Linked DNA regions of Homo sapiens: region 1 is linked to region 2. A link is an interaction called in ENCODE POLR2A ChIA-PET data of the cell type or tissue named here. Cell type or tissue: Panc1. All regions are shown on one strand. Each heading gives the region's core, and the rest is flanking DNA. Links, peaks and the distances in the headings are about the cores only. Region 1 has its middle 120 kb from the start of UBE2E1. Region 2 overlaps UBE2E1 (ubiquitin conjugating enzyme E2 E1).

What was found. Peaks named below come from ENCODE experiments on the same cell type or tissue, not always from the same donor. Only the 100,000 strongest peaks of a DNase experiment are listed, where the experiment ranks them.
Region 1: POLR2A ChIA-PET joins it to region 2 with 8 read pairs; 2 of 35 experiments call an interaction of 5 or more read pairs at or near these places.

The regions. Positions count from the first base shown.
Region 1 is chr3:23,687,761-23,690,677 of GRCh38, reverse strand. No RefSeq gene overlaps it. Among named protein-coding and RNA genes, the nearest start is that of UBE2E1, 120 kb to the left of the region's middle. In Panc1, for the core only: no CTCF peak of the experiment used is centred there; no DNase peak of the experiment used is centred there; H3K27ac peaks cover 698 bases.
Region 2 is chr3:23,855,662-23,858,578 of GRCh38, reverse strand. All of the region lies in intron 3 of UBE2E1 (ubiquitin conjugating enzyme E2 E1), which reads right to left. Among named protein-coding and RNA genes, the nearest start is that of UBE2E1-AS1, 50 kb to the right of the region's middle. RefSeq lists an enhancer at 962-1,091. In Panc1, for the core only: no CTCF peak of the experiment used is centred there; no DNase peak of the experiment used is centred there; H3K27ac peaks cover 433 bases.

The DNA of each region.
Region 1 (2,917 bases), core at 125-2,624, 170 kb after region 2:
ATTGATAAGTGTTGTGTGTGTTCTGATTGCTCTACCAACTGGCCATTCCCCCATCTCTCTCCCTCTCAGGCCTCTCTACTCCTGGAGATACAACAATATAAAAATTAGGCCAATTAATAACCCACAATGGCCTCTAAGTATTTAAATGAAAGGAAAAGTCTCACATCTTTCAATTTAAATCAAAAGCTAATTGCATGAAGGAAAAGGATTTATTATTAATAATAATATAACATAATATAATACTATGTAATAATAATATAGTAATAATAAATCAAAAGCTAGAAATGATGAAGCTTAGTGAGGAAGGCATGTTGAAAGCTGAGACAGGCCAAAAGCCAGGCCTCTTGTATCAAACAGTTAAAAAGTGTGAATGCAAAGGAAAAGTTCTTGAAGGAAATTAAAAGTGCTGCTTGAGTGAACATATAAATGTTAAGAAAGCGAAATAGCTTTTCTGCTAATATGGAGAATGTTTGAGTGGTCTGGATAGAAGATCAAACCAGCCACAACATTCGTTTAAACCAAAGCCTAATCCAGAGCAAGGCCCTAACTTGTTTCAATTCTGTGAAGGCTGAAGAGAGGAAAAGGCTGAAGAGAGGTGAGGAAGCTGCAGCAAAGTTGGAAGCCAGCAGAAGTTGGTTCATGAGGTTTAAGGAAAGAAGGCATCTCTGTAACATAAAGGTGAAGCAGCAAGTGCTGATGTAGAAGCTGCAGCAAGTTACTGAGAAGATCCAGCCAAGAGAACTGATGAAGGTGGCTACACTAAACAATAGATTTTCAATGTAGATGAAACAGCCTTCTCTTGGAAGAAGATGCCATCTAGGACTTTTCTAATTAGAGAGGAAAAGTAGATATCTGGTTTCAAAGCTTCAAAAGAATGGCTGACTCTCTTAGACGCTAATGCAACTGATGACTTTAAGTTGAAGCCAATGCCCATTTGCCATTCTGAAAATCCTAGGGCCCTTTAGAATTATGCTAAATCTACTCTGCCAGTGCTCTGTAAATGGAACAACAAAGCCTGGATGGCACATCTATTTACAGCATGGTTTACTGAATATTTTAAGCCCACTGTTGAGACCTACTGCTCAGAAAAAAAGATTCCTTTCAAAATATTACTGCTCATTGACAATGCATCTGGTCACCCAAGAGCTCTGATGGAGATGTATAAGGAGATGAATGTTTTCGTGCCTGCTAATACAATATATGTTCTGCAGTCCATGGATCAAGGAGCGATTTTGACTTTCGAGTCTTATTATTTAGGAAATACATTTTGTAAGGCTGTAGATGCCATAAACAGTGATTCCTTTGAAGGATCTGGGCAAAATAAATTGAAAACATTCTGGAAATGATTCACTATTCTAGATGCCATTAAGAATACTCATGATTCCTGGGAGAATGTCAAAATATCAATATTAACTGGGGTTTGGAAGAAGTTGATTCCAACCTTCATGGATGTCTTGAAGGGGTTCAAAACATCAGTGGAAGAAGTAACTGCAGATGGGGTGGAAACAGCAAGAGAACTGGAATTAGAAGTGGAGCCTGAAGATGTGCCTGAATTGCTGCAATCTCATGATCAAACTTGAACAGATAAGGAGTTGCTTCTTATGAATGAGCAAAGGAAGTAGTTTCTTGAGATGGAACACACTCCTGGTAAAGATGCTGTGAACATTGTTGAAATGTCAGCATAGGATTTAGATTAATATATGAACCTAGTTGATAAAGCAGCAGCAGGGTTTGAGAGAACTGACTTCAATTGTGAACAAAGTTCTACTGTGGGTAAAATGCTATCAAACGGCATTGGATGCTACAGAGAAATCTTTCATGAAAGGACAAACCGATCAATGCAGCAAACTTCATTGTTGTCTTACTGTATGAAATTACCACAGCCACTCCAGCCTTCAGCAGCCATGACGCTGATCAGTCAGCAGCCATCTGCATGGAGGAAAGACCCTTCACCAGCAAAAAGTTTATGACTCGCTGAAGGTTCAGATGATTGTTAGCATTTTTTTTTTTTTTGAGAGGGAGTCTCGCTCTGTTGCCCAGGTTCAGTCTCAGCTCACTGCAAGTGTAGTGGTTCAATCTCAGCTCACTGCAACCTCTGCCTCCTGGGTTCAAGCGATTTTTGTGCTTCAGCCTCCCAAGTAGCTGGGATTACAGGTGCATGCCACCATGCCCTGCTAATTTTTGTATTTTTGGTAAAGATGTGCTTTTGCCATGTTGGCCAGGCTGGTCTTGAACTCCTGACTTCAGGTGATCCATCCACCTCGGCCTCCCAAAGTGCTGGGATTACAGGTGTGACCCACCATGCTCAGCCTGATCATTAGCATTTCTTAGCAATAAAGAATTTTAAAGTTAAGATTCCCCCTTGAACCAGGCTGAGAAAATAAATAAATAATTAAATTAAGGTACATACTTTTTTTAGACATAATGCCATTACACACTTAATAGACTACAGTATATTATAAGCATAACTTTTGTTTTTTTTCTTTTTTTTTGAGACGGAGTCCCGCTCTGTTGCCCAGGCTGGAGTGCAGTGGCACGATCTCAGCTCACTGCAAGCTCCACCTCCCGGGTTCACACCATTCTCCGGCCTCAGCCTCCCAAGTAGCTGGGACTACAGGTGCCCACCATCATGCCTGGCTAATTTTTTTTTGTATTTTTAGTAGAGACGGGGTTTCACCATATTAGCCAGGATGGTCTCGATCTCCTGACCTTGTGATCCGCCTGCCTCGGCCTCCCAAAGTGCTGGGATTACAGGCGTGAGCCACTGTGCCTGGCCTTATAAGCACAACTTTTATATGCACTGGGAAACCGAAAAATTTGTGTGAGTCAGTTTATTGTGATAGTCACTTTATTGGTGTGGTCTGGAACCAAACCCACAATATCTCTGAGGTATGCCTGTTTAGAAATAGATATCAAT
Region 2 (2,917 bases), core at 92-2,591:
GGAGGCCAAGGTGGGTGGATCATCTGAGGTCAGGAGTTCAAGACCAGCCTGACCAACATGGCGAAATCCTGTCTCTACAAAAAATACAAAAATCAGCTGGGCGTGGTGGTGCATGCCTGTAATCCCAGCTACTCGGGAGGCTGAGGCAGGAGAATTGCTTGAACCCAGGAGGCAGAGGTTGCAGTGAGCCGAGATCATGCCATTGCACTCCAGCCTGGATGACAGAGCGAGACTCCATCTCAAAAAACAAATAATAAACTTCTTCATATTTTGTGATTAAAAAGTATCCTCCCTTTTATAAAATGCTGACGACAGTAAACAATGACTTTTTTTCAATGTCCTTGCAAAACAAAATAAAATTAGTAGCCCTATGTCTGCCCTCTGCATTGAAATCCAGAATTTACACTGTAGGTAACAGCTTCTATAGCCCCAAGTGGTATCTGCCATAGAGCCTTCGCAGGGAAAGCGCCTGAGGTTTAACTAGCTCAGTACCTCTCAACTGTCCTCAGGCTCCCAGCCTCTTAAGAAAGACTAGCTAAGGTCAGCCAGGCCAATATGGTGAAACCCCATCTCCAATAAAAATACAAAAATTAGCCAGGCACGGTGGCATGAACCTGGGTGACAGAGGTTGAACCTGGGTGACAGAGGTTGCAGTGAGCCGAGATCGCACCACTGCACTCCAGCCTGGGCAACGGAGCGAGACTCTGTCTCAAAACAAAACAAACAAAAAAGACTAGCTAAGGTCATTGCTACCATCTCATAGCCTACTGGCACCTCTGTCACTCAGACTCATTCCTGAGGAGCACACGCTGGGAACCATTTCCATAAGCACAGAAGGTTCATAAAGAGGCAGAGCACAACAGCTCTTGGAGTTGCCCACAGACAGCTTCCAAACCACAAGCAAGTCCTATCTCACCAGGCTGACACCACACCAATGAGACAAATCCTTCACAAGTGGCAGGAGAAGTGAAACTTCTGTATGTCAGACTATTTCCTAAATAAATTCAGTGTAACGTGACTCGACAGGCATACATCTCCAGTCTGACAGGCAACCCAAAAGTGTATGTTTTGGAAAATAACATCTTAAAAGTACTGAATGTGTTCTTTATAAGGACTTCTCAGTTGTCTTGGTATTCCTTGCTACCTCAACTTCAATTCTTCCCACATGAAAATTTCTATTTTCACTCCTCTCTTCTTTCATTTCACAAAAATGTGTGCTTCTTTCTAAGATAAACATGTGGTCTTTACCTAATTCCTCTTTTACTTTAACAGTGAATAGAACACTTGGTTACAAAAAGTTCAAACTTTCCTATGCAGAAAGAAAAAAAAAACCACCAGACTCTAAAACATACTCCTGAACACCTCTACCCCTCCAGGCTGCTGGGCCAGCTTTCTCCTGCCCTTCAGTGCCAATTTCCTGATGCTTCTCCTAAATACACACAGATCCCTCTACATGTGATTCAGTCCTACTTTACCTCAACATTCCACAGTAAACTAGTCTCAAAAGTCACCAAAGACCTGCCAGGCTCAAAATTAAATGGCATTTCTCATTCTCTCTCTTTTTTTTTTTTTTTTTTAAGAGACAGCCTAGCTCTGTCACCCAGGCCGAGTGCAGTGTTGTGATCACAGCGCACTGCAACCTCAAAATCCGGGACTTAAGTGATCCTCCTGCCTCAGCTTGCCAAACTGCTAGGATTATTGAGGTGATCGGCTGCACTCAACTCCATTTTTTTCATCAGCCTTTTTGTCAAGGACTGATGAGCCCTGCCTTCTGGAAACATTCTTGATAATCATGACATTAATTTTCTGATTCCCCTCTAACCTCTGAACTCCCCTCTCACTTTTCTAAAGCGCTTTCTTTTCCTGCTAATCTGTCAGGGCCCAGAAACAAATCAACAGGAGTTCCCATTGGAGTGGTATGAAAAGAGAGATGCATTTCAGGGAAGGGTTTAGATACGTGAGGTCCATAGTGGCTTTACTAAGCATTAATGGGTGATGAAAGGGAGAAAGCAAAGTCACAATCCGATACAAATCTAGAAGAAAATCTTAGTTTGTTGATTTAACAGTTGTTGGTCCTTGGCAATGTACCAGGAAAATAATGCCTTACTACAAAGCAATGACTTCCAAACCATACTCCAGATGGGGAGAGAAGGCTAATGTTTTAAACGTCTGTCTTCCCTGAAATCTGTTTTAAGAAAGGGTTAACACTGCTTTTTAAAGCTTTAAAAGTACACTTAACAGTATGATATAAGAAACCACAGCTGGGCTCATGCCTGTAATCCCAGCATTTTGGGAGGCCAAGGTGGGTGGATCACAAGGTCAGGAGTTTGAGACCAGCCTGGCCAATATGGTGAAACCCTGTCTCTACTAAAAATACAAAAAAAATTAGCAAGGCATGGTGGTACCTGCCTGTAATCCCAGTTACTCGGGAGGCTGAGGCAGGAGAATTGCTTGAACCCAGGAGGTGGAGGTTGCAGTGAGCCGAGATCATGCCACTGCACTCTGGGCTACAGAGCGAGACTCTGTCTCAAAAAAAGAAAAGAAAAGAAAAACCACACAGGGAACTTAAAAAATCTGAACAGCATGCAAATTCCAGTTCAGTCCTCAGTTTCCTCATCTGGAAAACACAGCTAATGCTATTCCACATACCACACCTCACGGAACTGAACCTTGAAGGAAATAAGCTATGTAAGTGCCTTTAAGCCCTAAAGCACTACTTCTTTTTTTTATTTTTTATTTTTATTTTTTTGAGACGGAGTCTTACTCTGTCGCCCAGGCTGGAGTGCAGTGGCATGATCTTGGCTCACTGCAAGCTCCGCCTCCCGGGTTCACGCCATTCTCCTGCCTCAGCCTCCTGAGTAGCTGGGACTACAGGCGCCCACCACCACGCCCAGCTAATTTTTTTGTATTTTTAGTA